3 separate regions of the Mus musculus genome follow, and all the other regions are linked to region 3. Evidence: chromatin loops called from intact Hi-C (ENCODE). Cell type or tissue: heart. All regions are shown on one strand. Each heading gives the region's core, and the rest is flanking DNA. Links, peaks and the distances in the headings are about the cores only. Region 1 overlaps Arsb (arylsulfatase B). Region 2 overlaps Arsb (arylsulfatase B). Region 3 overlaps Arsb (arylsulfatase B).

What was found. A loop is a pair of places that touch in the nucleus more often than their neighbours do. Peaks named below come from ENCODE experiments on the same cell type or tissue, not always from the same donor. Only the 100,000 strongest peaks of a DNase experiment are listed, where the experiment ranks them.
Region 1: it touches region 3 in a loop (2.0-fold over the local background); 5 of 42 quality-filtered maps call a loop at or near these places.
Region 2: it touches region 3 in a loop (2.2-fold over the local background); 2 of 42 quality-filtered maps call a loop at or near these places.

The regions. Positions count from the first base shown.
Region 1 is chr13:93,849,280-93,860,123 of GRCm38, forward strand. All of the region lies in intron 4 of Arsb (arylsulfatase B), which reads left to right. Among named protein-coding and RNA genes, the nearest start is that of Mir5624, 64 kb to the left of the region's middle. In heart, for the core only: CTCF peaks have their summits at 6,473 and 6,672; DNase peaks (open chromatin) are centred at 3,352 and 6,752; H3K4me3 peaks cover 532 bases; H3K27ac peaks cover 895 bases.
Region 2 is chr13:93,824,867-93,835,710 of GRCm38, forward strand. All of the region lies in intron 4 of Arsb (arylsulfatase B), which reads left to right. Among named protein-coding and RNA genes, the nearest start is that of Mir5624, 40 kb to the left of the region's middle. In heart, for the core only: CTCF peaks have their summits at 1,469 (motif pointing left) and 4,880 (motif pointing right); no DNase peak of the experiment used is centred there.
Region 3 is chr13:93,916,794-93,927,637 of GRCm38, forward strand. The region is part of intron 6 of Arsb (arylsulfatase B); the gene reads left to right. Among named protein-coding and RNA genes, the nearest start is that of Mir5624, 130 kb to the left of the region's middle. In heart, for the core only: no CTCF peak of the experiment used is centred there; DNase peaks (open chromatin) are centred at 4,208 and 5,928; H3K27ac peaks cover 1,347 bases.

The DNA.
Region 1 (10,844 bases), core at 1,932-9,931, 68 kb before region 3:
GGATGGCCTGGGTTCCTGTTCTGCTCTGTGTGTGTGTGTGTGTGTGTGTGTGTGTGTGTGTGTGTGTGTGTGTAGAGGTGGGGGGACACCTCATATGATGTTTTGCATGTCCCTTCCCAAATTGAATTGCCACGGTGTCTATATTTGAGAGACAGGGATTTAGAAGTGATGTGGCTAAGGATGGATTAAGGCCGTTACTGCAGGAGTAGCTTTGTTGTAAAATCTCTCCCATCCATCTCTTCAGTCCTCCTGTTTTCTGCCATGGGTTTATGCAGCTCTGAGAGAGTCCTTCACTGAACCGATGGGCCTGGATTTTGAAGCCCCCAAAACTCTAAGTTGACGCCTTTATACTCATTTAGCCAGTGATAATCTATGTTAACAGCAACAACAGCCAGTGCAGGCCATCTCAGTGGATTTATGGCTCCTTTCCTAGAGCCGGGGCAGGAGGTGGGAGTGTCTGCTCCACAGTCCTTGCTCAGTGGCAACATTCCTGTTCCCAGCACATCTACCATTTCACCCATCAGGACCATCCTGGGTCCTCCCTGTTGCAGAGACTCTTTGTACTACCTGCACATCATTTGTGTGCTTCTCAACAACAGATAGAACATTCATGAGCGGACCTGAGCTCCCCTGATGCTCTGGTGTGGCCTGCTACCTGAAAATGCAGAGGCTTGCTGTTGCCTCTTCTGCCCCCAGTTTCCTCTCGGGCATGAGATAGCCCTTATGAACATCATTCCATATTGGGGTGGAATTTCCAGAGCTTGGGGGAACCCAAGGATCTTCTTAGGGATGCAGCTGCACTCCCTCGCTTTTCTGCTGTCCTCTTTCCTTCTCTAAGTAGCTCTGAATGACTGTCCCAGTCAGAAGTCAGTTTCAGTTTTCTGCTGACGTTGTCCCCAGAGGGTAAGCATTGACTGCCCTGATTGCTTCCTGGGTTAGGGTGACAAGAATGACAAGGAATGAGAAGAACCTTGCTATCTGGAAACATCATTGCAGAAGAGATAAAAGTCACCAAGGGCATTCTGTTTGGTTTATGGGTAGCTCTTTTTCGATATTTAAGTCTAACATCACTTTACTCCAGCATGGATTTCATATGCATATGCAGACGATTCTGGAAGAGACGTCTGTGAAGGTTTATCTTATATCGATATAGATTGAAACAATGATGTGAATATGGAATATAAAATGCTTTTCCTTATGTCTAAACTATCCTTAACTGTGCCCTGAGCCTCTCACTAGCTAATGATGGAGGATATTCATTCTAACAGTTTATTCTAATATGTTTCATATAGTAGCTCCTTACTATACAGGAAAAGTGATCACTTGATGTTAGAAAAGCAGGCACAGTGCACAGCTTATCTTTAACACTCAGGTCTTTCTTCATCCATTCTTCAGTGAGAGAGTGGCCTGCATTCTGGTGCAGATTTTAGCCTGCTCAGAGACTGGACGCCACCCATATCAGTAGAATTGAGTGTGAGACTTTTCAGTCCCTGCGCTCATCTCTGATAGGCTGGACTCTGTGAGCCTGTTGTGACTACACAGGGACATTTGTTTTGCTTTAGCAGATTGTTTGGTCTTGCTTTCGTCCTGGTTCATGGCCGTTCACATGCCTCTACTTCCTGCCTTGTTAACCTACTCTGCCTTTGCTGGGCACAGAGTCCAGCCCAATTCTCACCTCTTTTTTTTTTTTTTTTTTTTTTCTCCAGTCATCCTCATTAAAGTGGCTCTTGTGCTTGCTTGGGATTTCCTGCATCACCAAAGCTCACCATCACTCCTGCTGTGCTGGCCCAAGGGCTGCCTCTGGCCACATGAAAGTCTAGTATTCTGGGGACTCAGAGAGTTTTCTTTTCCTTTGGCCTTGGAGCAAGAGTCATCTGCACATCTAAAGACAATCTTTTTCTTGCACTCAGCATCTCAAATTTTTAACCAGACTGCTTCATGTTTGGGCTTATGGAGTTTTTTTTGTCTACCATTGAGTGTTTCCTCCTCTGTTCTTCGGACAGAAGTGCTGGCCAGTTCTTATAATGTTTGTCTGCCTGTCCTGATGCTGGACACCAACCACCAGTGGGATCCTTTAGCATCTGGCAAAGCTTCAGAGAAGGGCTCCGGGGAAATGGAACTGCCCGGGAAGTGGAACTGCCGGGCCCCTTAGTTCAGGTCTCACTGACTTTTCTAAGTCTCTAAAGAGAGTCAGGAAGATGCTGATATTAAGAGTGCTAGTTAACAGCAACTCTGCAGGTTTTGACACATGTAACTAATATTGCATATTTGGAAATACAAAAGCAAAATAGCCAATGCTTACCTAAACGGAATATTCTAGCTTTCTCTGATTTAGCAATCTCCGAGACTCACTGGCCTCTGCATTTTCCCTACCACATATGTAGTAATACATCTATTATTTTGAACCACAAGTCTCTTTTCCTGTCTGTTCATAGGATTTTCAGTTACTTGCTGCTGTCCTGAGCTTGCCAAACCTTCGAGTGCTTCTGCAGTAATTAGCTTATTGTTTCTCAGTTTGGTATTACTGAAAGACTAAGCTGCAGACTCGTGGAGAATTACCTGACCGTCAAGAATGGTTTTTAGGTTTGGGAGAGGAGTTAAATGATTGGTCAGTAAACACTAACACTCCCGAGGGGCCCCCAGATGTAGTTTGCCTGCAAGTTTGTAAAAAGGATAAAAAAAATTTTTTTTAAATAAAGAATTTAAAGTTGAGCATTTTCTGTAAGAGCAAACTATAAGAAAGACAGAAGATTTTACAGGTTTTATTTTTGTTTTTGTTTTTTCTAGAATACATACTTGGTCCTTCTGCTTAGTATAATAGCCACTCGGTCCTTCTGAACTGCTTCTCAGAGGACCTGGAGAACAAAGATTAAGCGTAGCATTGTTATTAAGCGTAGCATCGTTATGCTTTCGGAGAGCAGGCCGCATGCCTCCCTTTGTGCTGATCTTACAGCTTCATCTGAGGAGCTCCCAAACCTGTGCACACCCAAGCTTTAAATTACGAAAAAGTTATCTGCGCCCAGAGTGTTGTAAATTAGAACACTTTTCCGGTTCCCAGTCCCCTCATGACTTTCAGAGAGCAAGTGTTTTCAGTCTTTCAACAGACTTTTGTATCTTTTTGCCCTTAGTACATTTCAAAGAAGAGATAAGAATCTCAGCGGTCTCTCAGTATTCCAAGCAATAGACATCCCTGCCGTCAGAATGAGGAAGTTGCTCTATTTCCGCACTTACAATCCTTCTTGTGAATCCCACAGCCCTGGTTTGGCCTTTCCTCAAATCCATCTTTCTTTATCTCAGCTCTCTGGTGGCCGAGTCAGTTATTTGGTGAATGGCTGCCAAATCACTCACCTTCCCAGCATCCTCTTGGAGCCGCTCAGCAGGATCCTCCCTCGCTGGTTGCTGTCAGGATGGAGGCTGAGGCGGGTGTCCAGGGAGGCCAGCGTCTCTGGCACTTATCTTCCTTGAGTAAAGAAACCACCACAAACCCCTAGAGAGCCTCAGATGAACATCTGGATAAATATTCAGTTTCTGATGCTTCATTTGAATCTCGGGCCGTCCTTACTAAATCACACTGAACTTCATTTAAACCCATGCAAATAGAAAAAGTTCCTGAGTTTTCCCCAATAACAACAAAACCCACCATAATTCAGTCCACTCTTCCGCTTTCAAAAACTTGCTCTCAGTGTAGCATGTGATCTAGCAGGGCTCTAAGCATGGTGCCTGGGAATATAGCTCCAACATCCGGGTTTACCCGGGCCTTAATGCCTGGGTAGTGCTTCCGTGTCAGACATCATGTTAAGGTGGGTTTTGTTATCTTTGCTTTCCAGGCTCAGGGATAAAATATCCTGCCCAGATTCACAGCCCTTGCCTTGAAAGTGTTTCAGTGAAATTAACGAAGTGGAAGTGAAAACAGGTGATCACAGTCACAAAATGGCTAGGTAGATCTTGTTCACACCTAGCCATCATTCTGCTCCTGATTTCTTATGAATCTAAGTCAGAGGAGGGCTGAGGACAGGGTTCAGTGACAGAGCACTTGCCTCACATGTAGGAGACAATCAGTTACACACACACACACACACACACACACACACACACACACACACACACACACCACATACAAAAAAAGGAAAAGGAAGAAAGATAGATAATTAGTCTTTGACTAAAAAGGTCTTGATATTATGTCAAGAACCCATATAATTGAAAAAGGCCCTTGTTCTGCCTGCTCCTTGTGTCTGAGCTGTCTGCTTTGTAATGGCCATGTGACTGCCCTTCTGGTTTCAGGTTTTGTTTTGTTTTGTTTTGTTTTTTAAGATTTATTTGGGGGCTGTCAGAGCCATGAAGCTGGGGTTACAGGCAGTTGTGAGCTGCCTTACAAGGATCCCGAAAACCAAACCTGGGTCCCCTGCAGAAGTAGCGAGTACTGTTGATCACCCAGCCATCTCTCCAACAGTCTGATTTCATCTCTTTTGACAGGTCAGGTTACTGCTTACAAAGGAAGAAGGGATCTTGTCTCTTTGTCTTACTTATACCATGAGAGGAGGAATTTGTATGTCTCATACACAGGCTGCCATGTTCTAATCTAGGGGGGCTCTGCCACATGGCAGAACTGAAAATGGGTTTGCTAAGCTGCAATCTGGAGAGCCTCTTCCAGACCAGGGTTTTCCAAAGTGCTCTTCTGCAGCCCCCGTGACGCTCGGCATGACTGAGCAGGTACCCAGGGGACAAGCTATTCTTGTATTTGCAGGTTTGATACTTGCTCAAACCCTCACTGGGGCCCGATACCTCACTTGATAGTCATCTGTCTATTAGAGTAGCATCCTCTTTCTGTAAGGTCAAGGTCAGGCAATGGCTGGGCAGGGCCTTAGAGAGCCGTGTAGTGTCCAGCGTCAATTCTCAGAGTCTTCACTCGCTATTTGGAGTTGGTGGCCTTTTCTTCATGTATTTGTTCTTTTTCTGTGAGCAGGTCCTCTGTGAGGTCTTGCAAACACAAACAATAAACTTCCTTCTTAGCCCTGAGGAAAGAGGCATAAGGAGGAAAAAGCCACAAAGAGCCAATAAAGAAGATGGAGAAAAGGGTGTGGCCTGGAGAGGTTTGGGGTACTAAGTGCCAGGTTCACAAGAGGTCTGACGTTTAGGCCTTAAGGTTTGAGTCCAGCGGACATGAAGGAGGATGTGCTTATGTGAGGAAACCGGTTTATGCGAGTTAGCCTGAAAGGTCATGGTGTATTCTAACAGTGGGAGAGCTTAGTTGTGCGTGACCGAAGCGTAAGCACTCATAGGCTTGGGTGCCCACAGAGCAGGCTGAGGCCATGCGTGTAAAGGATTCTTTCTGTCAGCAGGGTTGAAGTCTCAGCTTTCCTGTGATGGGCAGTCAACTGGGCCTTTAAACATACATGAGTTTGGATCTTTAAAAAACCACCCCTGGTGGCAACTGGATGAAACCTGCTTAGCCCAGGAGCCCAGGAGGGGGACAAGCTTACCCCAGGCAGGTGGCAAGTCCACGTCCAGCCCAGGCAGAGGTGCTTGAACGTGGCCAGACAAATGTGCATTTGAGCATCCGGCTTGATGGCTACGTTCTCAGACTATCTTAGTGCAAGGATATTGAATTTCCCTAGACCTTTAGATAACACTAAGACACAGATTAATTCTCTATTTTGCATTTAGTAATGTAGAAAATGAATCCAAAAGAGTCGGCTATCAACCAGCAGGTACAGCTCTGGGACAAAGAGCCTCCCCACCCCACCTCCCTTTGCAGAACGGTGTTTCTCTACATTTACCCACCACACCCCCAAGGTTGCCCCTTGTAGAGAAGCCTGGTGAGAGGGTGAAGAAGGACACTTTGCTTTTTGGATCAGCGGGAGGAGGAGGTCTTGGGGAAGCCTGGGCTACACAGCAAAGCCACTGGACTGTCTGGGGGAGGGAGGTCCTGAGAATCAATGTTGTCATGGCTCCATTTTAATTTTTATCAGCTGGATACAGATGAGGTGTCAGTTTCATAGACTTGATGTTTTTGCTCAGATTTTTGGCTAACTGATGCTTTTCCATGGTTTCTGACAGTTATTTTTATTTGATAATGAATAATAAAGTGAGATTTGCAGTCTACATCTGACAGCATTTGTTTTATTTTGACAGTTCTTTTCTAGACAGCAAAGGTTTTATAATTAGGTTTTGTGTCTGCCAAAATGTTGCTGAAAGGAAAAAAAAAAAAAAGAACATTTCTCTGGAAAAAAAAGTTTCATAGTTTCCAGCCTGCAAAGCTGGAACCATCTTATTTTGATTTGGAAGCTTTTGCAAAAGTCAGTCAGGAAATTAAACCAAATTTTCTTTTGAAAATGAATTCTTATCAGGAGAAAATTAACCCTGGCTATGTAGAGATTTAGGAGGGAGAATTAGAAGGGGTATGCTTGAAGTATGGTATTTCAATAGTCCTTGTAAAAATCTTCATCTGGATGGATATAGGAAACTCCCTTTTCTACTGTTTTATGAGAGCACATGCATTCTTGCAGTGTAGAGGTGCCACCCCCAGGGGGCGCTGAAGCCTACACCACTCCACCACCCCCACCCCCACCACCCCACCCCCCCCCCCCCAGCACATATGGAAGAATCAGGTGGAAATCATAGGTGTGGCAATTGACAATACTTTCTGCTTAAAGCACTCTTGAAAAGCTGACAGAGGAAGCCATGTTGCTGACCGGAGCTAGGGAGGCTTATCATTGCTAATGGCAGAAACAGCGTGGCGCGATAATCACAGAAACAGTCCTACTACTCACTGCCTTGGCCCCTGGCCGACTGGTGCGAGTTCCTGCAGTAGCGGCAGTGGCCGGATTCGATTTACAATGTTTTCCTCTCTGACTCACTCCTTCAGACTACTTACGATCAGATAGATCAGATCCCAGACACAGCCGCCCTTGTCCCCACCACCTCTGATCTCCACCGCTACCACCATCCAGTACTTTCCATTGAGCACAAGTATGTGGGACCGATAACCACATAGTAACTAGTATTTCAAAGAACGGTGTCTGCTTAAAAAAGAGACAACAGCCTCGTCTGTGGTACTGTGGCACTTCTGTTTACAGCGTGTAGACAGCTGAGCAAAACAGGATCTGTGCTGCCCCAGCCATTCGTGGCACCAGGTTATAAGTATTCCCTTCTTGATCATTTTTTAAAAATAGTTTATTTCTTGAGCTTATAGTATAAGTACATCATTTCTCCCCTCCCTTTCCTCACTCCAAACTCTTCCTTATACCCCTCCTCGCTCTCGCAAATTCATGGCCTCCTTTTTCATTATGTTTTATGCATATATGTATATACATATATACTCTTAAATATATAAATACACTTCCAGTCTGTATAGTGTTGTTTGTATGTATGTTTTGGGGGATGATCACTTAGGGTTTGATAGCCAGCTGGGGTCCTCTTCACTGAAGAAGTCTATTTCTCCCACTCTCAGTACTCCTCGGCTTCGAGTGTATTGTTGAGCACATGTGGGGCTCCTTCTTTGAAGTGTTGATGTATTGGCTATAGAGTCTGACACTCTGAGTATTGAAGGTGATTTGGAATGTGTGTTTTATAAACTTGCATGAGTGATTGAACCTTGAGTTTGGGGTTGGGAGAAAATGCAATACGGGATGCATAGAGGTGGGTAAGGGGTTCAGTGCCCTGACAGCTTTTATAGAGGCCTGGGGCTTGGTTTCAGGAATTCACATAGCACCTGACTACTGCTTATAACTCCAGCTCCCAGAGACCCAGTGCTACCTTCTGACCTCTGCAGGCACCTGCACACATGTGCACATGAACTCACAGAAGAACACACACATAAATATTGAAAGAAATCAATGGAGTTTAAAGAAAAAGTCATATACACCTTTGATATCAAATTATGAGATCCATTGTCACCAGGCACATGCAGAAGAGATCTTACCTTCATCTAGCCTAACCTAAGACCCCTCTACACTCTTCTCTGTGAAGCAAAGAAAGGAGCATGTGTCAGAGACTGCATGAGAAGCCTCTGTGATAATGGATCCTAAACATCTTTTATAATAGCAATAAAAGAGGCCCCTGGAAGTGACTCTCCTCCCTCTGTCTCATGGGAGGAGTGCATTAGCTCTGCTAGGCTGATGATGTTGCTTATACCTTGCTTAGGGAAATGAAGCTCTTTTAAAAGCCCACACTACACTAGGAATGTCAGGCCCTGGCACTATAAGGCAGAGACTGGAGCTCAGAAGTCCTCACTAGATGCCTAGCTTTTCCATTCTCAGCTACTTCCTCCTCCTTCTCCTCCTCCTCCTCTATCCTCTTCTTCCTCCTCTTCTTCTTCCTCCTCTTCTTCCTCTTCCTCCTCCTCTTCTTCCTCTTCCTCCTCCTCTTCTTCATCCTCTTCTTCCTCTTCCTCCTCCTCCTCTTCTTATTCCTCCTCTTCCTTCTCCTCTTCTTCCTCCCCCTCTTCCTCCTCTTCTTCCTCCTCCTCTTCTTCCTCTTCCTCCTCCTCTTCTTATTCTTCCTCTTCCTCCTCCTCTTCTTCCTCCTCCTCTTCCTCCTTCTCCTCCTCTTTCTCCTCTTCCTCCTCTTCTCCATTTCACAAGATCATTATAATCTAGACTTTTGGAAATAGCTGTGGATATGATAATAGTCACAACTATTTATTGAACACTCAGGAATTAGGAGCCTTGGCAAAAATAATCCTAAATGGTATAATGCTGTGGGAAATAAAATAAAAAATAAAGAACTCAGCAAGCTCCTGCTCTTGTTCCGGGCACCTCTCTACCTTGATGGTCTGGCTGGCCATGCACTGGTGGGCAATGGCTGACCTGTTTTTACCTCTGACTCAGAGCTCCAAAATCTTTCCATCCAGCTCTCTAGGTTCCCATAGATGGGTGGTTACCACACCAGCCCCATGCTTCAAAGCCCTGTGACCTTTGTTGCACCTCAGGCAAACCCACACTTTGCCACTGTCCCTTTCTCTCTTGAACCCAGATGAGCCTCTGCATGAAGGAAAATGGAACACAATCGCTGGGTGCAACAACTAAAATCCTAACTTGTAAGCCTTATTAAATTTAAATCAGGTGGCAAATCCCAATGGATCCACCTTTGAAACTGGGAGACACTCATAATTACATCTTGTCCTCATGCTATCCCTGTCCAAAGAGGACCTAACTCTCTCCTGCTTCCTCTTTTCCTCTGTCCAACCTAGAAGTCCCTCCTATTTGCCCAGTGACTGGCTCCTGTATTTATTAGATGATTGGTTCATAAGAACAGCACCAGTCATATCCACAAAAGTATAATTTTATTCTAACCTTAAAACAGGAGGAAGAAATTATAGTCTTCACAAGGAAGATGGAGAAACTGAGGTAGCATGCTGTCCCTGGTCACCCAGTAGTGAGTAGCTGCCCTTAGCTGTCAGTTATGTCTCTGTCTAATCTTAGGCTTTGGAATCTTGTGAAATCCAAGTGGTACCTGATGTTGAGTTAGTACTTAAACGTTTTGAGTTATTGTTTTCCATAGACACCCTGTGCTGTATTATAGAGTCCTCTGTATTCAATGCTTAGGGCTCTGTTTCAGTCCACTATGTCCACCATGGTCTGAAAAATAGTAAGTGGAAACTTACAAAATAAATAGCTTCCAAATTTTTGTTTTTGTTTTTGTTTTTTTTCAAGACAGGGTTTCTCTGTATAGCCCTGGCTGTCCTGGAACTCACTTTGTAGACCAGGCTGGCCTCGAACTCAGAAATCCGCCTGCCTCTGCCTCCCAAGTGCTGGGATTAAAGGCGTGTGCCACCACGCCCGGCAGCTTCCAAGTTTTAAACTGCACTTCCTTCTGCATGGAAACTTGTAGTGCAATGCAGTCTTCTGTCCCACTGGTATGTGGAATGTTCCTTCATGCACATATAGTGTGGTAACCAGGTACACAAGAGCAACCACAGGCACAAAGCTTTGAGATTGGGTCTTTCTGTATCATCTAGGCTGCTCTCAAATGCCTGGACTGAGAAACATCTTCCTTCCTCAGCTAGGACAACAGCCTTTGCCACTGAACACTTTTAAAATAACTTTTACAACAGTATACTATAATTGTTCTATTTCATTGTTATTGTTGTTGATAGTGACTGTGCCTAACTTAGAAACCATACTTTATGCGGCAGGAGAAATGGGTCAGCAGTTAAGAACACTGGCTGCTCTTCCAGAGAAACTGGGTTCAGTTCCCAGTCCCCACATGGTGGCTCACAGGCATGCACATGTTGCACAGACATACATGCAGATGAAACACCCATACATATAAAAATAAAAAATAAAAATTAAAGGAAAATAAATTGGACTTTATTATAGGTGTATGTATAGGAAAAAAACAGAGTGTGGTTCCCCGGGTTTCAGGTATCCACAGGATGTCTTAGCATCCCCAAGGACAAGAGAGTTCTGTGTGGAATGTTCTATGGAGCAAGTTAGTCCTACTACCCTCTTATGATTCACTTGAACAATGGTGGTTTTGAAAAGTAATGCTTAAGTATAATATGCATGCACATAAAATTTTTGCATATATTTGCATATCTAAGTATTTGTATGAAGTTACCTTAGCACCTGGGTACTTTGGAAAGAAATATGATTCTACAAATTTGGAACACAAGAAATACCACTGCTTCTTCTCTATAGTCCAAACTCAGTGCTTAGTCCTGAGCCCTCACCTGGCTCATAAGAGAAGTGAAGCCCTTCCCTGCCTTCCCTGGTGTGCTGTGAATAAAGTTTCATCTCGCCAACCTGCAGAGAAGGAAGGGACTGGGCCCACTTCTCCTCCCAGCTGCCCTGTTTGTAGGCTTTGAAGAAGCCGTTGCCTTTCCCAATTAAGAAAGGGCTCTG
Region 2 (10,844 bases), core at 882-8,881, 93 kb before region 3:
GATGTTAAACTTTTTTTTTTTTTTAGGTGCTTCTCAGCCATTCAGTATTCCTCAGTTGAGAATTCTTTGTTTAGCTCTGTACCCCATTTTTAATAGGGTTATTTGTTTCTCTGGAGTCTAACTTCTTGAGTTCTTTGTATATATTGGATATTAGCCCTCTATTGGATTTAGGATTGCTAAAGATCTTCTCCCAATCTGTTGGTTGCTGTTTTGTCTTATCGACAGTGCCCTTTGCCTTTACAGAAGCTTTACAATTTCATGAGGTCCCATTTGTTGATTCTTGATCTTACACACAAGACATTGGTATTCTGTTCAGGAATTATTCCTCTGTGCCCATATGTTCGAGGCTCTTCCCCACTTTCTCCTCTTTAAGTTTCAGTGTCTATGATTTTATGTGGAGCTCCTTGATCCACTTGGACTTGAGCTTAAGAATGGATGAATTAGCATTCTTCTACATGTTAACCGCCAGTTGAGCCAGCACCATTTGTTGAAAATGCTGTCTTTTTTTCCACTGCAAGCAGACTTTGTGGTCACCTTGTTGAAAAACAAAAAAAAAAACCTTGATTTTTGGGCTCCTACAGATACATAGAACTCTTTTAAACGTAAGGGAACTCTCCATACCTTCCACTAATTAGCAGATACGCATTGCATCTATGCAACCACCCCGCAGATGACACAATCCAGTTTGACATCTGCAGAGCACTGGGGCTGTATGTTAGCTGTGGCAGTCCCTCCATGTCTGGGACCCATCAATACATTGCAAACCACTGACATTGGGACTGGACAGGCATCTAGTGGGATAAGGGCTGTGAGGTCCTACAGCTTGACCTATCAGGGATGTCACAGGCTACCGGCACATAGTGGGTGGTGATGGTGTCATATTGACCTGCTATATAAGATTGCAGTAGGCATCCCTGCGAGGGTATTTGAGCTCTCCCTGCCTCCCCCCTTCTCTTTCTCCCAGACTAAAGCACAGGGTTTGTTGCTTATGTCCCAGATCGGTTCTACCCCAACTGAAGGAGATCTCATACCTATGGAGGATCCTGAAGCTTGTTTGACTCGGCTCTTTCTCTACTGAAGCCAAACGTCTCCTATTGGTGCTCTCATGTAGCAGAGAAAGAGTAATTAGCAGAACCATCAACAGGGGACTGAAGCGCAGAAACTGCTTAGGTGCTTCACACTTCTGTGAAAACCCAATTAGCACTCTTTTACGGTTGTAATTTTTAATTACTGTTTAAGTTGAGAAAAATGTATTCGCTAATTAGATAATTACTGGGTAGTGACCTTTTGATTTAAAAAAATTGCTTCGAGTCTGAAATTGTCTCAAGAAGAATTGTTTAATTTAATAAATCACTGCTGCTTTGATGTCATAGAAAATCTAACACTGAGAAAGGTCTCAAATCTGCTAAATTTCCAGAGACCCAGACTCCCAACCACATGGAATTCCAGCTTCAGGTGATCCAGTGCCCTCCTCTGGCCTCTGAGGGAACCTGCACACATGTGCCTCATGGTTTTGTTTGGTTCTTTTCCTCCCCCCTCCCTCCTTCCCACCTCCCTTCTTCCCCCTCTCAAACACACACATTTCTTCATAAAAGGAAAGGCTGTGAGGAGCTTGCTTATAATTCCAGCACTCAGGGGGTTGAAGTGGGAGGATTGGGTCTACCAGGCCAGCCTTTGTTAAGAGGAAGTCTGTTTCAAAAATAAGGTGTGTGTTTGTAGGGAGTGGGGCTTGTGGGGAAGAACAGAAAAGGATAGAAGAAAAGGAAGGAAGGAAGGAAGGAAGGGAGGGAGGGAGGGAGGGAGGGAGGGAGGGAGGAAGGAAGGAAGGAAGGAAGGAAGGAAGGAAGGAAGGAGGAAGGAAGGAAGGAAGGAGCGGGGATGTAAGTCTATCAGTACAGTGTTTGATTAGCATGCATGAGGCCCTTGGTTTGATCCCCAACATTGCATGAACTAGATATGGCAGCCAATTCCCGCAAATAGGTAAAGAGAGAAGGGTCAGAAATTCAAGGTCATCCTTGGATTCATAGTGTGTTTGAGGGTAGTCTGGGCTACATAAGATAGGGTCTCCAAAGAGAAAAAAAATTAAAATTAAAAGAAAAGAAAGATTTTCTCCCCTGAGGTGATGATTGGTATCTGATCCTATAATTTGATGAGTATGAGTGACAGCCTACTCAGGCTGCTTCTTGTTCTTTGCTGTAGTCGTGTAGTTTTTAGGATATGACAAATGATATAACTTTATAGGGAAACTCCTGGCTTGTGATTTCTTTCGTGTGTAAATATTTATATATGTGAATATGCATGTGTGTGAATATTTATATATGTGAATATGCATGTGTGTGTGTTCATGTGTGTAATGAAGTTAAGTCTTTCCTCTTTAAAAAAAAAACAAAAACAAAACCCAACAACTACAGGACTGATTACTGTGTGGTATTAGTTACATATAGAATGCTTAGTTGCGATATGGAAGATATTACTTCTATTTCTTAATCCAGTTTCTACATTTGAGCTGAGCTTTGAGTTAATTCTATTCAGGGTTAAGGGACTGTGTCTTGTTGCTGCCGGCAGCATGAGGAAGTATGGGAAGAGTTTGAGTTGTATCTTTTGGCTTGTTTCCAGATACTTTGATTTAAGATGATCCAGTTTTGACTTTCCTTATCTTGATGGTTTAATATGCCACCTGTATATACAACTGCAGCCACAGCAAGGACTTCTGGGGTGTGTCCTAGCACATAAATAAGCAAATTCCAGTGAGATTAAGCAAGTGTGTGGGATAGATACCAAAGAGAAGGATGATGACCACAGCCTGACCCACAGTGTCCCTGTGCCTTCTTTCGAAGGGCCATTTAGCTTGAGTTAGAGGTAGGTTATGGGGCTTTTGTTTTTTGTTTTGTTTTGTTTTGTTGTTGTTTTTTTGTTTTTACAACAGAAAACAATTAGAAATATAGTTAATACAGTTTCCAAGTTAAAAGAAACTTGGGTATGATATATGTACTATCTGATGCCACCAACTTGAGCCCCTTCCTGTCTGGAACTCTCTGCACGCTGACCTTGCTGAGACTGAGTGCTTATTGTATGTGTCCCCTCCCTCCCTGTTCTGCAAGTCTAACCCACACTGCTGTGTTAGGTTTTGTCCCACACCCAGCACAGGAGGTGCTCTTCATGATTCATGGTCTCCTTCCCTTGTTTAACACCAATTTCTTTCAGCAGAATTATGCTCACTGGGAAGAGGGACCTTGCCTGTCTCGGTCACCACCAAGACATTGTTTAATGACAGAGCTCTGAAAACATGGTTTTTGTCATTCTCTTAAACAAAAAGAAGGAACAAAAAGGTACTCACTCATTTCTCCTTTAGTTGTAAATTAATACCAATGAATAATGAATGCTTTCAGATTTTTAGATCACCAGATTAGACTCTTTAATAAACCACATTTATTTTGTTACTTTATGTATATGAGTGTTTTGTCTGCATACATATATATGTATTACGAATGTGATTGGTGCCCTGGAGGTTAGAAGATGCCATTGAATCCCCTCGGAATGAAGTTATAGATGGTTGTGAGCTGCAGTGTGGGTGCTGGGAATTGAATCTGTGTCTTCTGCAAAAGTAACTGCTCTTAATTGCTGAGCCAGCTCTCTAGACCCAACTCAGTCGTTTTAGCTATAATGTCCACTGTTAAAAGAAATCCTTACTGTCTCTTAATTAACTTCATTTAAAAACTATCTCATTAATCTCACCAGATTACTCATATTCCTGATTTAAAAACCAACCCATGATTGAAGAAGAAAGGTAAAAACTATTGAAAGGATAAAGAGGAAAATATAAATTATGAACTGTGTTATTCTTGAGAAGAACATTTAAACTCATGTGAGAAAGATTTAACAAAATAGAAAAAGGCCCAGTGATGTGGTAAGATGGGTCATCCTGCCAAGCCAGGTCTCCAAGTTTATTTGTAAAAATAAACTCACATGAAGTTCTCATTTGTGTTTGATCATAGTATAGGAGAAGCTTGAGAACCAAATGAGTAATAGCTTGCATTGTCCAACAGGACAGAAAGCACTGAGTCCACCTAGATGTCTACGTTTGTTAGTGACTCACCCGTACTCTGAAACTTGCTGCAAATTAAATGCATTCTATGTGTGCAGTGAGAGGCCTCCAAGCCTGAGTGCCTGAGCCCCATCCCCAGGACCCACATGGTCGTTGTCTCTTACCCTTCACGAGCATGCTGTGGCACACACATTTGCCTCACCAGCAATGGAATAAATCAGTACACATAAGCATTGTTTAAAAGTCCAAAATCTCATTCAAACAAACATCATTCCCATTGTACCCTGTGGCTAGCTTGGAAAAGTGTTGGGGACGGTGACATCACTCTGGCTGGCCGGGGTGCTCTTCTCTAAGTCCTTACCTTCTATAGCTGATCAGGCTTTTAGTCTCTCTCTCTCCCTCTCTCTCCCTCTCTCTCCCTCTCTCCCTCTCCCCCTCCCCCTCCCCTTCTCTATCCCCTCCCCCTCCTCCCCTCTCTCTCTGTGTCTGTCTGTCTGTCTTTCTGTCTATGTAATTATAATAGTGCATTTCTTCTTTTTTAATTAAAAACTATATTATGTGCATGGCTGTTTGCCTGAGTGTATGTACATACATCATGTGTGTTCTGGTGCTCAAGGAGTCTAGAAGAAGCTATCAGATCCCCTGGCACTGGAGTTTGTAAGGTACCATGTAGGTGCTGGGAATCCAGCTCAAGTCCTCTGTGAGAACAGCAAGCACTCTTAACTACCAAGGTAGCTCTCCTACCCCTGCTCATCTCTTTAATTCCTGAGGTTATTTCTTTTTATTTCTTTTTTTAAAGATATATACTGTAGCTGTCTTCAGACACTCCAGAAGAGGGCGCCAGATCTCGTTAGGGATGATTGTTGAACCATTATGTGGTTTCTGGGATTTGAATTCAGGACCTTTGGAAGAGCAGTCAGTGCTCTTAACTGCTCAGCCATCTCTCCAGCCCCCCTGAGGTTATTTCTTCAGCAATCTGCCTTAAAAATAATTTCAGAGGGTTGGGAAATGGCCCTGTGGATGAAGAACTTGCTCTTTAAGTGTGAGAACTAAGTTTGGATTCTAGCATGCTACTATGGCCTTTCTGTCATCCCAGTGCTCAGAGGCAGAGACAAAAAGATCTCTGGAGCAAACTGGCAATCTAGGTTAGCCAATTCTGTGGGTTCTAGACTCAGTGAGAGACCCCCACCTCAGTAAATAAAGTAGGGAGTGATTGAGGAAGACACCCAATGTCAACCTGTGGACAGGCACATACACATGTATGCACACAAATGCACCCAAACACAGACACATGTGTACACTCACAGCATGCACATGTACACATGCAAAAGTCATTTCTAATTGCATGTTTGTTTTCTGGCCAGAAAATAGAAATAGACAGTATTGTTACGAATCCATCGCAAGAGGACAAGGTTCGGTGCCTTAGCCAAGTGGCTCAAGGTCTCCCAGATGTCTCTACTCCGTCCTCACTAGCTACGGCATTGTGTTGTCCAGCTGCAGGGACTCTCACCTTTTCCCTACTTTAGTCTGTGTTGTACTATTTTACCCACCTGCTGTGCTGGTAAACCTGAAACCATTGCAGCAAAAACCGCTTATTTGATCTTCCCTAAAATATTCTGTCTCTTTTTACCTCCTGTAGATAAAGCCAACAGGTCCTTTTCCTGCTAGCCAAGACCTGTAATGAGAGCCAGGTGGAAGATACAGCTTTCCAGTGTAGTTTTCATGCTCACTGAGTCTCACGTAGTCTGCAAGAAACTATGGGCCTCCCCCTTGGCTCCATGGCTGCACTTTTCTCCTGGTCAGCCCCTGTCAGAGTGATGTGGTGATAACGTCACCACAGGGCCACAGACAGCCTGCTGGAAAGGGAGCAGGAGTGTGGGCCTCTAAGGCTGCCAGAATCCCATTCACATCCACCTTGCTGTTTTCTCCTTCACAGTCACAATCTCTGGGTACCACGGTCATTCAGGCACCGCTTACTTGAACCAGATAGGCTGTAGATAGAGAAGACCTGGTGACGTTGGAGAGGTGGTTTCAGGATTAATAGAAACTACAATGATTCCTTGAGTTCTTAAAATAGATTTCAAATGAAACATCTGGGGTCTCTAAAATGATAATTGACCTTATTGCTGTGTGCTGAGATTTCTGTTTTAGAACTCCCCAAATATCTTTTTTTTTTCCATTTTACAGTGACTGTAATTACAGCTAAATATTATGATAGAGATTTGGTTGAGCTTCAGGAACCACAGTTTAATTGTGGCTTTGCTGCTAACAGCTGTATAGCTTCTCTTATGCCATTTAACTGGACCTTATCTTTGTGTTGATCTCTTTGATAATTTTTGTGATTCTGTGGTCCAGTGTTAAGAGTTCAAAGCTCTGTGCTCTCCAACCCAAAGCTGTCTATCCATAAAACACCATTTCCTCTTCTCTGCAGAGCAGAGCTCTGTCCAGGCAAGATTACTCTTTAAAATCCCTTGGAAAACCCCTCCCAAGAGTCTGACTGCCCACATGATTCTGCAGTGTAGCCAGAATGAAAATTGAAGTGGTAGTGTGTTAATCTGTTCTAAGCTACCCAGTGGGCACACGCACACTCCTCACTATTTGCCCAAATGTTTTGGATTCAGAGTGAAAGACACACACATGCAGCCTTATTTTTAATATGCCCTAAGCAGCCCAACAGCTGGGCCATTCCCTGACTCATAAGTTGCTAATGCCTCCCCTCTGATACTCCTGAATTATTACTTACTGAAAGTTATGTTTCACCTCTGCTACCCCAGACCCAGCTGGAGGAGTGAGCCCTGAGCCTACTCTTCCCTGATTCTCTGTCTTCTGCAGCTCCCATGCTGGCATCCTGTTCCTTTCCTGGCATGGCGGTTCTCCCCTCCCTCGAGTTCCTTGCCCAGGAACCTCAAAGTCCTGCCTCAGTCTCCCTGCACAGCCTTTGGCCATCAGCAACTTTATTTATCAATTAGAACTAGCTGAGGGCAGGGACTGTCAGTGTCTCACATGCAGACAAGTGAATCCTCTTGTAATTTGGGAACCCAATTAACATAATATAAGCAATAAACCAAATCCATAACATCTCATCCTTTCCATCCATTAAAAAGCCTTTTCTCTCAGATATACATTGAATGTAGTTAACAGTTGCGTAAACTATAAGGTATGATATACACTAATCATGTCCAGTCCATCAATTTTGTCAATTTAGGTTCATTACTCTAACATCTACCCTAACTTAAAGAGTTTACAATTCTGTACCTGAATTATGTTTTGATTTCAACTACATTACCATATGAAAACCATCCTTTCAAATCTACATCATCTTCCTTAAGTGCTAGACAACTTAAGTTTGATTATGAGATTATAACTAGTCTTCAACCCCATCAGAGATCCAAGAACGAATTAAATATTGCCTGAATCTATAGGAAACACAAAAACATAGCTACCAAAACTTCACCAATTTGCAGAAACAGCTGACTACCTGGACAGTTCCCCATTCCTCAAAACGTTTGTCTTCAGCCTTCTGACCCAGAATCACCTGACAGAACTTAAGTGAAGCAGGAACTATGAAGGACTAGCTAACGCTGTATTGGCAGAGCAAAGCTGTCGACTATCTTGGACAATATTTTTGGGGGGTGGGGTGGGGTCTGTAGGTGAATTAGGGTAATTCTTTCCCAGTGGCTACTTGCCACAACTGGAACAACTCCATATGGAGGTTATGATGCTCAATATCTTCTTTGAACTGTTGGGAACTGACATGCCTCTTAGTCAAAATTCTGATAATAATGAAATGATTATAAATGCCATATTCTGTGGAGTTCTGATGTTTTTGAAGACTCTCTATATAAAGTATATCTGAACTGTTAAATCTTGACTACTCTTAGCTATTTCTATTTGAATACTATTAAAAACACTTTATTATAATTAAATCAGAATCTAATATAACCATAAGCTTACTATCTAGCCCTTAACTTGTCATCCTTAATCATCCCAAACAGTTTGTAATAGCAGCTATAGAAGGCCTTATATTCTTAAATGAGTTGCATGGGCACAACTGCTAATGCCTAGCTAAGAGTAACAATATTAATTTCAAAATTTGTATCAATACATAAAGATTTATACCAATGAAAACTTTAAATCTGTATCAATATATAAATTCTGTACCAATGTAAGAAATTATAGCTTCAATTTTGCATCTATTATAATGATTTCTATCAGTGTAAGATTATAGATATACAGTGCTTTACTCAAGAATAAGTTTAGTAATCCATCCCATCTGTTTTCTCCCTGTTCAAAATTATGATCACTTCCAAATTATCCCTTAGTGACAACCTACCTATAATTTATAAAATAACCATAACCAGACCCCAAAACCAAGGGGTCGGGATGATGACTTTCACAACTTCTCCCTGCTGAATAGGGGCGATGAAAAACATTTTAAAGGACTGTGGAGGGATATGAAAATTAGAAAAATTGGTTAGAGGCCAAGCGTTGGTGGCACACGCCTTTAATCCCAGCACTCGGGAGGCAGAGGCAGAGGCAGGCAAATTTCCCAGCCTGGTCTACAGAGTGAGTTCCAGGACAGCCAGGGCTACACAGAGAAACCCTGTCTCGAAAAACAAAAACAAAAACAAATTGGTTAGACTTAAGAAAGCTAGCTTTATCATCGGTTATTCAGTCTCTGTGTGCTTAGAAGGCTTAGGACTTGACTGAAGTTCTGACTGGCTCTGTCTGAAAGGCTGGATGAGCTGAGTCCATCAGGAATCAGCAGCTGTTCCTGACACTGTGTTGGGAGGCAGGTAGCTGGAGCAGCAGGTCACCTCAGCATCCCTGTAGATGAGTGTTGTCAGAGCTGTACATTCTGTAATATATGAATCTTACAACCAAATTTTTAGAACTATTAAGATATTTGTATGGATTGTGCAAGTTGCACAGATCAGTTAAGGATGAGATTTTGCTCCTAGTTTGAGTAGGTAAAAGGCAACTCTCCTTTTATGAGTTAATTTGATCAATAACCAATTGTAATAAATCTTCAATCATGCCATGTGAAGGATGGCATGATGAAGGGTTCCACAACCAACAAGATTTATTGTCTAAGTTTAGCTGTTTTTCGCTAGAGACATTTTTATGTCTCAGCCATTTACAGGGCTGTTCCCTTGTGTAGGACTCAGCAAATCAAGTTACCTGTCCTGTTTGATTTTTTTCAATTTTTTTTTCTTTTCTGTAGCCAAGGTCTTCATGGGGCCTTCCCCTGATCCATGAACTCTGGAAGGAGTTCAAAGTCTTTTCTTTTTTCCTATTAATACAAGTACAGAGCCCCTCTTTCACAATAGTAGGTCCTTGGTCTAGTAGCCTGAAATCATCAAAGGTATAGATTGATTGAAATTGGCAGTCTCCTTCAGTCCTGACCTATTTTGACCTTTCTCCCAGAGGACTAAATCATAACTACCAAACTTATAACCACATGCATTTTGATAATTAAAACAATTCAAAGCAATCAAAGCAATCTAAACAAAAATTATTATCCATTGAAACAGTGCTCCCCCACTATCTCTTGCCTTGTTCTTACACGATTAATTTTTAATAGTAAGGTCAAAGCCTAAATTCATTACTATATCTATGTATACTTAAATTATCCCTTCTCTGTGGGTATGTATGTTCCTTTTCTCTTTATATTACTTGAATTAGTATCCTTTTCTATGTATTTATCTTTAATTAAATTTCCTTCTATATGTCTGTGTCTTAGTCAGGGTTTCTATTCCTGGACAAGACATCATGACCAAGAAGCAAATTGGAAAGGAAAGGGTTTATTCAGCTTATACCTGCAAACTTCTGTTCATCACTAAAGGAAGTCAGGACTGGAACTCAAGCAGGTCAGGAAGCAGCAGCTGATGCAGAGGCCATGGAGGGATGTTTCTTACTGGCTTGCTTCCCCTGATTGCTTAGCTTGCTTTCTTATAAAACCCAAGACTACCAGCCCAGAGATGGTACCACCCAACAAGGGACTCTCCCGGCTTGATCACTAACTGAGAAAATGCCTTACAGCTGGATCTCATGGAGGCACTTCCTCAACTGAAGCTCCTTTCTCTGTGATAACTCCAGCTGTGTCAAGTTGACACAAAACTAGCCAGTACAGTCTGTATGAGCCTATTTTAGTAGTAATTTGTCATACCAGGCTAAACAATCCCAGAAATCTTGTGTAGACCATGTTCGAAAGATCCCGAGTACTGCCCTGGCATAGACTTCTTCACCTCTCTCTCTCTCTCTCTCTCTCTCTCTCTCTCTCTCTCTCTCTGTTTTTTGAGACAGGGTTTCTTTGTATAGCCCTGGCTGTCCTGGAACTCACTCTGTAGACCAGTCTGGCCTCGAACTCAGAAATCCACCTGCCTCTGCCTCCCAAGTGCTGGGATTAAAGGCGTGCACCACCAGCTTCTTCACATTTCTTTTAATGAATTTTTTTCTCATTCATTCTATTCTCTTTATCTTCATGTCTTTGTTTCCTACATTTAGATCAAAGGTGTGAATTTCTTTATTCTGTGTATACATAAAAACACTTAAACAATTACCATAATACTCCTTTCTATTCTTAAAAACAATTAATCAGATGTCATTCATCTCTGTCTTTTGTTCATCTGAGCAGTGGGGCAACCAGCCTCTATTGCCTGTCTCTCTCTGCCTTCTGAGTAGCCTTTCTGTTTGCAAAGCAGGGGTTCCCAGCACCTCTGAGTTCAAACTCTCGGAGGCTGTTAAAAGCCTTTGAGAGGGGCCCGGGATAAATCCCGGACACCCAGCTTTGTCTGGG
Region 3 (10,844 bases), core at 1,945-9,944:
TCTCTCTGGCAGGCACTGATACAGATGGACACCTGCAGGTGCATACCCTCACAGGAGCACACAATGTGCATTCTTTTGAGGAAACCTATGAAGAACTCCATGCCTTTAAGAAGCACTGGGTAACAGGTATCCATCCCATAATCAGCCACCAAACGCAGACACTATTGCATATGCCAGCAAGATTTTGCTGAAAGGACCCTGATATAGCTGTCTCCTGTGAGGCTATGCAGTGCCTGGCAAATACAGAAGTGGATGCTCACAGTCACCTATTGGATGGATCACAGGGCCCCCAATGGAGGAGCTAGAGAAAGTACCCAAGGAGCTAAAGGGTTCTGCAACCCTATAGGTGGAACAACAATATGAACTAACCAGTACCCCCAGAGCTCATGTCTCTAGCTGCATATGTAACAGAAGATGGCCTAGTCGGCCATCATTGGGAAGAGAGGCACCTTGGTCTTGCAAACTTTATATGCCCCAGTACAGGGGAACGTCAGGGCCAAGAAGTGGGAGTGGGTGGGTAGGGGAGCAGGGCAGGGGGAGGGTATAGGGGACTTTCGGGATAGCATTTGAAATGTAAATGAAGAAAATATCTAATAAAAATTGAAAAAAATATTTACAAATGCCAGTGGCTTGTGGAAGAGCAGTTATTAAATTGATTTTGTAAACATGAAACAAAGAATAAAGCTTCCATCCGAATGTTGAAGAAGAAGAAGAAGAAGAAGAAGAAGAAGAAGAAGAAGAAGAAGAAGAAGAAGAAGAAGCAGAAGCAGCAGCAGCAGCAGCAGCAGCAGCAGCACTGGGTGAATTCTCATAGGACCCTCCAAGCCAATGCTAACTGTCTCTGGTTGGCAAATATTTACAAGGTGTGAACTGAGCACTATGTAAGGATTCCTGCCTGAGACAGCTGCAGTCCTCAGCTGGCCCTGACTCTAGACTCATCAGTGGACCTCAGAAGGCACACATGGGACCCCCAACAGGACCTACCTGTTCCCTAGGAGGGTGCAGCTCTAAGAGCTGCTGTTATAAGCAGAAACAGTTGTGGCTGAGAGCAGGCAGAAGGGTCAATTCTTACCAGCCACCAGTCACCATTAAAGTAAGAGCCACCCATTCTTGTCTCCTCTCCAGGATCCACTCTTGGAAAGCCCTTGGGTAATTACAGCCTCCATTGCTGCCTTTGGCTGTTAGTTTTAGTGGATTAATTATCTGCCATGTCGAGAGATTTCCCCTGATCCCTTTGAGATGTTCTTTCCCAGCAACGGCTGATTTAGAATTTCTTGGGAGGTCAGATTGGTTGCGTGGTTTCCATATCTTCCCATGTTGTGTGAAAGAGAGCCGTTCCCAGCCTCCCTTTCTCCTCTGGCTTATTCTCACTTTCTCAAGAGAAGCCTATGTGCTAACCCTGGCAACCCTCAAGGACAGGGTGGGTGGTGAGGAAAGGAACTCAGCTCCTTTGAGTTTCTAATTCACCCTGAGCTGGGTGAAGCATGGGCTCTCTGTCTTGGGTCCATCTGCAGCAAGCGATGCTAATCCCCAGAGCCTCTCTGCCCCTAGCATCCCTGGTTGACTTTGCCAGAGCCTAACTAAGCTCTGTGAAGAAATCATCTGAGTGAAACCCAGTTCCTAACTCAGCAGTGGGCACAGGGTAGTTACTTAATAGATACGGTCTGGAATAACGAGCAATGCCCTGCGTTCCATGGGAGAAGGAGCTACAGTCTGTATAGGGCTCACATTGTCTGGAAGGGATTTCCACTGGATAAATCAGGAAAGCAGTCACAAACTGACAGACGATCAGCAAGCCTCAATGATCCTTCCTCCCACCGTATCCACCTCCCACTGTGCTTGGGTTACAGGTATAAGTGGTCCCATGCACAGCTTTTTACATGGGAGCTGGAGATTTGAACTCAGGTCCCCATGAGTGCACAGAACCACCATTAGCTATCTCCCCAGGCTGAGTTTATTTTCTTTACATCTGACTCTGGCTGCAGTAGCCTACCCCTCTGCTCTCCCCAGTTGGCCTCAGCCCCTGTTTACATCACTATCAAATCCTGCTGTGACTTCAGAACTCCCACTCAGTTTCTATCTAGTGATGTTTATCAAATAGGTAGTGCCTGATAAAGGGATTTGGTGGGTACCTCCAGAGGGTTTTTATAATATTGTGTTAGCTGCAAATAAAGTGTGAGGATTAAGAAAGATACTAACAAGGGAGAAATGGGGGAGGTGGGGCTGGGGAGGAGGAATTCTGCAACTCAGAAGAGCCCTGCTGTGACAAGACTGGACAGTTGACCTTTTGTTACCTTAGCGCGGCCTCTGGGTCATTTACATGTCACAGCATTAGTTCTTCATACACCTTCATGCATTGTGTGTCCCATTAGCATCTTCAATCTTCATCCACGGGTGTGTGTTTTAAGATTATAAAGATTCAGTCATGTTTGAACACTGGAGTTATCTCTGGGCCTGCAAAAGTGCTCAATTTGGTTGGCCTCGGTGGGTGGGGAAGGAATAGTGCATGAGATTTTAGTCCACTTCCCAGCCTTCCTCTTTGCCAACTTGTTGTTGTTGTTGTTGTTGTTGTTGTTGTTGTTTTTCTATGTGAATATTCTAAAGCTTTGTGTAAGGCCTTGTAGACCTCTCCCTCACCCCTCTCAGTGCTTCGTGCAGAATGCATACATAGCACACCGCCGGGCAAAGCAGTCATGGACCCAGCTGTGGTCGGATCTTTCTGAGAAAGGCACATACATGGAGTGAAAGTAGAGTGCTTGTCATAAAAGACTAGCAGGGGCTGGGGTGACTTGGCCAAAAATGCACCTGTGCCAAGGTGATTTGATCAGAGGCCTAGAGAGGGAGTTACCCAGGCAAAGTGTTGTAGAGTAAGTTCCCTGGGTAGACAGATGGAAAGATGCAAAGATGCAAAGACACCAGCACTGGAGGAAGATCAGGCTGGGCCAGCAGAGCTCAGAACAGCTGGAGTGTGTCAAGCACTAAAAAAAAAAAAAAAAAAAAAGCCCCGTGCAACTGTGTCAGAACACAGTCCAAGACCGGAGCAGTGTGAGAATCAAGTGCTTGTGAGAGAACTCCAAGAAAACAAGGCAAGAGTCTCGAGGCCTCAGTTTCTTCACAACATGTGTTGGGCTGTGTTTCTGTGCTCCTCCCAGGTGTAGCAGGTAGGAGTGAGTTTACCTCAGCTGTTGCTATTCGGATGCCTCTGTGGAAATGTGGTTTGGCCATGTGTGCCCTGTCCTTGTGATTGCCTCTTAATCCTCAGAGTATAAATTGTCTGATGCTCTGAATAAACTTGGCTACTGCCTGAGATTTTAGTCCACTTCATTTTAAGGCTCTGCCCCACCCCCAGGTTCACATTCCCAACCAGACCAGTAAGTAGAATTGAAGCATTCCCAGCAAAGGCCGTAGTATGAGATGAGATGACCCAGGGTAAGTGGATGGGTTAAGACAATGCTGCAGACTGAAAAGGGCCCAGTGTGTGGGAGCTAAGACCGGATACGTATTTGTTTCCCTTTCTTAGACAGTGTGAGATGGGGCCTCTTCCAAGCAGTGCTTTGGAGACCACAGTTCTTTCCTCTGTGCATCTATGAGCTGCCAAAGCTGTGTGTTTGTCTATACGGAGGATACAGGAGCACGTTCTGGCCCACAGGGCACTCCCATCTTATACTGCCCAGCATGCAGAGAAGAACAGAAGTGCTATTGGAGTGGTCCTTTGGAGGAGATGGAGCAGGTGACACAGGCCTGATGGGCCATGTCACAGTTCCATTCATAGAGTACCAAGTGAGGCTGCATGAGTGAACCCACCTGGTAGCATGGCCCCCATTACAAGATCCCCACACGCTCTGCTTCAGACCTCTTAGTTCCTGTTCAGGCTCTGTTGGCCGTCTGCACTGTCCTCTGGCTGTCAGAATAGAATCACTGGTCTGGGTGGAAACACAGCACTCCAGTTGGACTAGATAGTGGTTTAAACAAGAATACCCTTATAGCCTCGTGTCTCAGCATGCTTAGTCCCCAGTTGATGACTGTTTGAAAGGATTAGGAGGTGTTTTGTGTGGCCTTGTTGGAGGAAGTGTGTTGCTGGAGGTGGACTTTGAGGGTTCAGAATCCCACACCAGGCCTGTTGTCTCCCCCTCTGCCTGCTGTCTACACATCAGGATATAAAGCTCTTAGCTCTGTCCCAGCACAATGCCTGGCTGCACGCCACCACACTTCCCTGCCGTGGTGGTCATGGACGCACCCTCTGAAACAGTAAGCAAGCTCCCAGTTAAGTGTTTTCTTCTATGAGAGTTGCCTTGGTCATGCTGTCCCTTCACAGCAATAGAACAGTGACTAAGACAGCCAGGCTCAATCATTTGGGCCAAGGACCCCCTCCTGGGAAGTGATGTCAAGAAGGCAGAGATGGGGTGATCAGTTCCTTAGTGAGGCAGTGTGGCTGTACCTTTCTTCTTCCTGTCTCTTTCTGAGGTGTGTTCTCCTGACCTGGGCACTCCCGTCCTTGCAGTGTTTTGGGCAGCTTACTCTTCTAAAACCACTCTTCCAGCTCTGTGTCTGATCTCCATGCCAGGCCCAGTGGCCTTTCCCCTTCTCCCTCCATCTGCCCCCTCCAGAAAGCTGCTGAGGCTCAGGGCTTACCCGCCCCTGAGGTCTTTCTTTTAATCTCTAATAAAATTGTCCTTGTGTTTCCATTTGAGTCCGTTCTTCGATGCTTTGATTAGCAGGACTGAGAACCCCACAGTGGGGCCTGGATTGCCCTGTATAACTCCCACACTCAGGGCTAGGTCACCTCAGCACTTGTCTACAAGGCTCTGAGCTAACACAGATAGCTGTGATATAGACCATCCCTTCTGGGGCACTGAGTCCTGGCTGCCATCTGTGGCCACATTGTCACAGTCTCAAGTCATCTTTGGAGCTTAGTCAATGAACAGTGGACACAGAGCTGAATCTTTGAACCTGCCTTTCATCCGTGCTTAAAAAAAAAAAAGTTACTGGCTTCCAATTTTTCTTTTTCTAGTTGGAGGAATCGACACTGATCCAACCCATCTGTTTGTTTGTTTGCTTTGGTGTTTTTGTTTTGTTTTGTTTAGACAGGCTTTCTCTGTGTAACAGCTCTGACTGTCCTGGGACTCACTCTAGCTTTGAACTCAGAGACCCACCAGTCTCTGCCTCCTGAGTGCTGGGATTAAAGGCATGCCACCACGCCTGGCCCCTTTCTTTTCTTCTGAGACAAGACTTTTCTATACACCTGGGTTAACCACAAAACCTCTTGATGTTCCTTCACACCTCCTGAGTACTAAGATTAGCCATGCATCACCATGCCATCCGTCACCTGTTCTTTCCAGGCTGTTCCTAGTCTGTCCCTCTCCAGCCTGCCAGGGTGCCCAACCTCCCACTCACCCAGATGTGCTTCCTGCCACACAGGACCACCTCTGCCCAAGTCACCTCCTTCCAGTTTGCTGATCAAATCCTCCTGGGAGCCCTCACCCAAGTCTCACCTCCTCTGGTAGAAATAAGCTGTCACAGGAATAGTAAGTTCAGGAGGACTTATTATGCAAAGACTTAGATAATGCAAACATTATAAATCACACCAGCAGGATAAATCCCTTTTTTCTGGTTAATAAATAACCGCTGCACATTACCAGTCCTTTGGCACCCATCCTTCCGGTTCACTCTAAGCTTCCTGGATACATATGGTCTCCCTGGTACCTAGCACAACCTCAGAGCAAGAAGAAGAAAGAGAGGGAGAAGGAGGCGGAGAATTATTAATAATGGTTGTCTGTCATTCCTGCCCTTGAACAGCAGAGGTACTAAAAAAAATTTTTTTATTTGCTATTTTACCATGCAATCCCTTGTAAAATGCACTGCCGTGGGCAGTTCGGGGAGGAGCGCCTTTTCAACCCCAAAGGGAGGCCTTGAGCGCGTGGGGAGGGAAGCAGAGATCTGTGCAGCTTCCTGCCTGCCTGTGGGCTTTTGCCAATTCAGGAAGTGACTTCTGAGGGTTTCATAGAGTGTTCAGCGATAAATATTCTGACCTTCATATTCACAATCCTTTTTTCTGGCATGCAAGAAGTTGCAAGATCTCAGTGCTTTCGAGAGAATCTACCTTTTGGATTTCCTATGTTATCAAGATTTATTTTTCTTTGTTTGGTCTATTGTTGTTTTGAAATAAGAATTTTTTTTTTGAGATAATAGGCATGAGGCACAATGCCCAGTTTAAAATGTTGTTTGTTTGACTTTGTTTCTTGAGACAGTTTCACTATGTAGCCCTGGCTGTCTTGGAACTCACTCTGTAGACCAGGCAGGCCTTGAACTCAGAGTGATTCACTTGCCTCTGACTCCTGAGTGCTAGGATTAAATGTATGTATCACCATGCCTGGGTTAAGAGATTTTTATTGGGGGCAGTGGTGGCGCATGCCTTTAATCCCAGCACTCGGGAGGCAGAGGCAGGTGGATTTCTGAGTTCGAGGCCAGCCTGGTCTACAGAGTGAGTTCCAGGACAGCCAGGGCTACACAGAGAAACCCTGCCTCGAAAAACCAAAGAGAGAGAGAGAGAGAGAGAGAGAGAGAGAGAGATTTTAATTGACATAATTGTCCATATTTATGGGGTAGACTATTATAATTTGATACATGGTCAAATCAGGACAGTTAGCATTTCTCTATCCTTGATCATTATCATTTGTCTGGGTTGGGAACCCTCAGACCTGTCTCTGGTCATTAGAATTGCAGAGTGGATTGCTAAAGACCATAGTTGATCTCTATGGCATCTCCCTTTCTCTGATTGTATTTTGGTAACCAATAGTTACCAGCCTGTGGCTGTCATGTGACACACTGCACCAAAGCCAAGAGAGGCCATCAGACCAACAGCCCAATTTTCAGAGTCCATCATGTCAGTGGGTTTTTGCTCTTCAGTGACTCTGGCAAAAAGGAGTCCCCAATGTGGCACAGCCCTCCATGCTGTTTGTAAACCTGCCCGGCTCTGTCCAATGGAAAGCTCAATTCCGTTTAGTTTTTCTCCCTCTCTTAATTGGTTTTTCCAAACGCAGGTTCAGAAGTAGGAGTTTGATGAGCACATGCTCTTGAATGCAGGGAGTTCCCACCCACCGGTGTAAGTGAAGGTGGCAGGGGTGGCGAGTCTCTCCTACCCGCTTTGATAAAGTGATTATTCAAGAGAGGGCAGGAAGGAAGATCACACACACACACACACACACACACACACACACACACACAATTACAGAATGGCTCAGCCAGCACAACCTCAGAGTCCACCCTTTGGTAAGTCCTGTTATAAGTATGTGTGAGGTGCCTCAAAACTAACGTAGTTTAGGTAACTCAGGATTGGGTATGTAGAAAGAAGACAGCTCAGGCTATGGGGAAAGAACTGGGTCTTTGGAAACCTTAAGAGAACTATCTGTGGGAATTCATAGTCAAAGCAGACCTATACTTGAGGGACCTCCCAGTCAGGTGTTCTTTGAGCTTTCCCAATTTTTCGTTCTCTCTGAATGAGCTGTAGAGCAATGTAGCAATCTTTGCTTGCTGTCTCAAGCATGCTTCCAGCTTTCCTTGTAGAAAGATCCTGTTCTGGATCTTGGTTCCTGTGAGAGCCCAATAGCTTCTCAGAATAGAAAACTACCTTCCTTTCAACTGGGCCGCTGCCCAGAGCCGGGGTGGGCAAGAACGAGCTGCCTTGCTATTGGTGCTCGGACCTCTGGCAAGCAGTACCTGTGGGCCTCCTTGCAGTGATTACAGGGTTTGGGTGACACTGGGATCTGGGCAGTGGACAGCAGTACTGTAGGGGGCTGTTCTTGGAAGAATGCCGCTCACCTTCAGGTTTCTACACCGAAATTGTCACAGCTGTGGGTTCCTGGGATCGCCATGGATACGCCGTCCCCAGCAACCCAGTGGCCAGGCCCGCCCGACAGCCATCATGGCTGAACCACAAGCAAAGCCCCCTTTCCAAATTAACTATTAAATTAGTATCATTTCATCCTTGTCCAAAAATGTGCTCAGAGCCCAGACACGTCTTTCCTGCTTGCTGGGATATAAACTGTGCCACGCAAGAAAAGCACGGTTCTCAGAGAGGCCTTTGGATCTTCTGTAAGGATCTGTGGTTAGGATTTCACTAAATGCCATGGTGGGGGTTGGGAAGACTTTTCTCCTTTCATCCTAAGCCAGAAAACAGACGACCCAGCCTGTTCTGTGCTCATCATCTTAATCATAGGCTGAGGGTGAATATTTTTGGTTAGTTTCCCTTTTTTATACACACAATGCCTATTTATAGCCATTTGTTGTTAGGCTCCACCAAATACTTGGAAACCATGTATTTAGAGAGAGACAGACCAAGATTGTGAACTGGATGAGAAGCCATCACACTGCATTAGACTGGCCCATGTGCGGCAGGATCAGAGTGGAGGCTGTGGCTGGCACACGAAGGCTGGGCCAGGACAGACGGTCTGCGAGCACTTAACTAGAAGATGACAAGACAAGATGCATGCTCTCTGTCTTTTAGGCCTGAGCTTTGTTGCCATAGCTCATTGGCCCCCAAGTTCATGTTTCTAAGGGCATTCTGTGCAAGAAGCCAGTACAGGCTGGGCCAGGGAAGTTAACCCTGCCTTGCTCAGCCTTCAGAGACGCTTCCTCCTGCAGCAGAGGGGGGCAAACACAGAGACTCACAGCCAGGCACTGCACAGAGAGTGAGAGGCCCTAAATGAATGTCTCCATCAAATCCCCCCAGGGCTCAGGGAAGCCAGTGGAAAAGGAGGCAGAAAAAGTGGAGGAGCCAGAGTGATGGAGACACTAAGAAAGCAAGGCCCTCTAAAGCAACAGATCTATGCACAGAGAAATTTAAGACTGAACCAGTGTACACAGGGCCTGCTTGGCATCCCTGACCCAGAAGCAATCTCCAGCTGATAACCACTTGCAAATGGACTTTTAGTTTTCTCCTGGGGAGTCTCACTGTACAAACAAACTACTCTTAAGGGTGGGCCACATGTCCAGCAGGAGGTGCCAGCAGGAAATGAACTCACAGCCTCTTCGGAGGCTCCTTGTCTCACAATGTCAGATGGGATTTTCCTTTTGTTCTTGTTTTAATCATATTTTTATTTTATTTATATATATTTTAATTTTTTTCTTCTCTATTTTTACCCTTCAGGTACTTTGCATATATATTGTGACTTCCAGTTTAGTGTTTTTATGGGATTCCAGAGTGTGGGAGTAAGTCAGCTTCTGCATCTATATCTGTTTCTTGTGCCTTTTCTGGGATTTTTTTTTCTGTTTGTTTGTTTTGTCCTAGTCCAATGCATTAGGTTTTGTTTTATTTTATTGTATCTTATTCCATTGTTACTTGTTTTTATTTACTATTAATTTATTATATAATATTTTATTATTATTTATTTTCTAATGAGAGATGGAAGGGGAAGGGAAACTGGAGGAGTAGAGGGGGAACTGGAAGAATAGGGGGAACTGGAGGAGCAGAGTGGGGATGGGAGGAGTAGAGGGGGACTGGAAGAGTAGAGGGGGAACTAGAGAAGTAGGGGGGAACTGGAGGAGTAGAGGGGGGAACTGGAGGAATAGAAGGGGGACTGGAGGAGTAGGGGGGACTGAAGGAGTAGCGAGGGGACTGGAGGAGTAGGGGGAACTGGAGGAGTGGGGGGGGACTGGTGGAGTAGAGGGAGGATTGAAGAAGTAGGGGGGACTGAAGGAGTAGGGGGGACTGGAGGAGTAGGGGGGAACTGGAGGAGGAGGAGTAGGGAACTGGAGGAGTAGAAGGAGCAGAAACTATAAAGGGAATATATTATGTGGGGGGAAAAATCTCATTTTCAATTTTAGGAATTAAAAAAAAGAAAGAAGCCTAATATAATTACTGTCTCCTTGCTGTCCTGCCAACTAAATCTCAAGTCTCCTCCCTGGATCCTGTCTGTGACCACTCTCCTATCAGTCTAGTTTCCCAGTTCACTTTCCTCTGTATCTTTCCACCCTGGCTCTCTGCAGTACCCCATCCTTTGCCCCTTTATCTGCCCAGCCTATATAATTCTTCCACTTTAGTTACAGCAGGCAGAAGTTGGTCTAAGGCACCTGGATGAGGAGTCTGGAACACCACAGAGGGGATGCTCATGGGAGCCTCCTGATGCACTGTCAAATACAAAGGATTTTTCTGACTTTTCTACTTCTCCTGGGTCACAAGGCTACCAAGGCCTGTGGTATGTGGGCACAAAATAAAGGCTAGGGAGCCAGAAAAGCTGCAGAGGGGGTGGGGGTGGGGCTAAAGAAGCTGAACCTTACTTCACAGCCTAGGCCAAAACTAAGAGGTAAATAATAAATTCCTTTTCTGAGAAGGTGGGGTTGTAAGAAAGGGGCAGTGAGTGAGTGAAGCAGGAGGGCCGGACGCTGGCCACATGATCCCTGGGGCAGTCCTAGGGTTAGAGCTGTGAAGAATTCCACGGAGAGAGGAATGTGAGTAGGTGGTAAGATCATAAAGTCTAAAATACCAGGTGGGATGTTGAGTTCCAATCTGGAGAATGAAGGAAAACATTAAAAGCTGAACAGAGAAGGCTGAAAAAGAAAAAGAGGAATCTGGAGTGTCTTAGTTAGGGTTTCATTGCTGTGAACAGACGCTGTGACAAAGGCAACTCTTAGAAGGACAACATTTAATCAGGGCTGGCTTACAGGTCAGGGATTCAATCCATTATCATCAAGGCATGGCAGCATCCAGGCATGCATGCAGGAGTAGCTGAGAGTTCTACATCTTTATCTTCAGGCCCTTAGGAGATGACTGACTCCCACATGGTTAGGAGGAGGGTCTTAAGGCCATGACCATAGTGGCACACTTCCTCTAACAAGGCCACATCTCC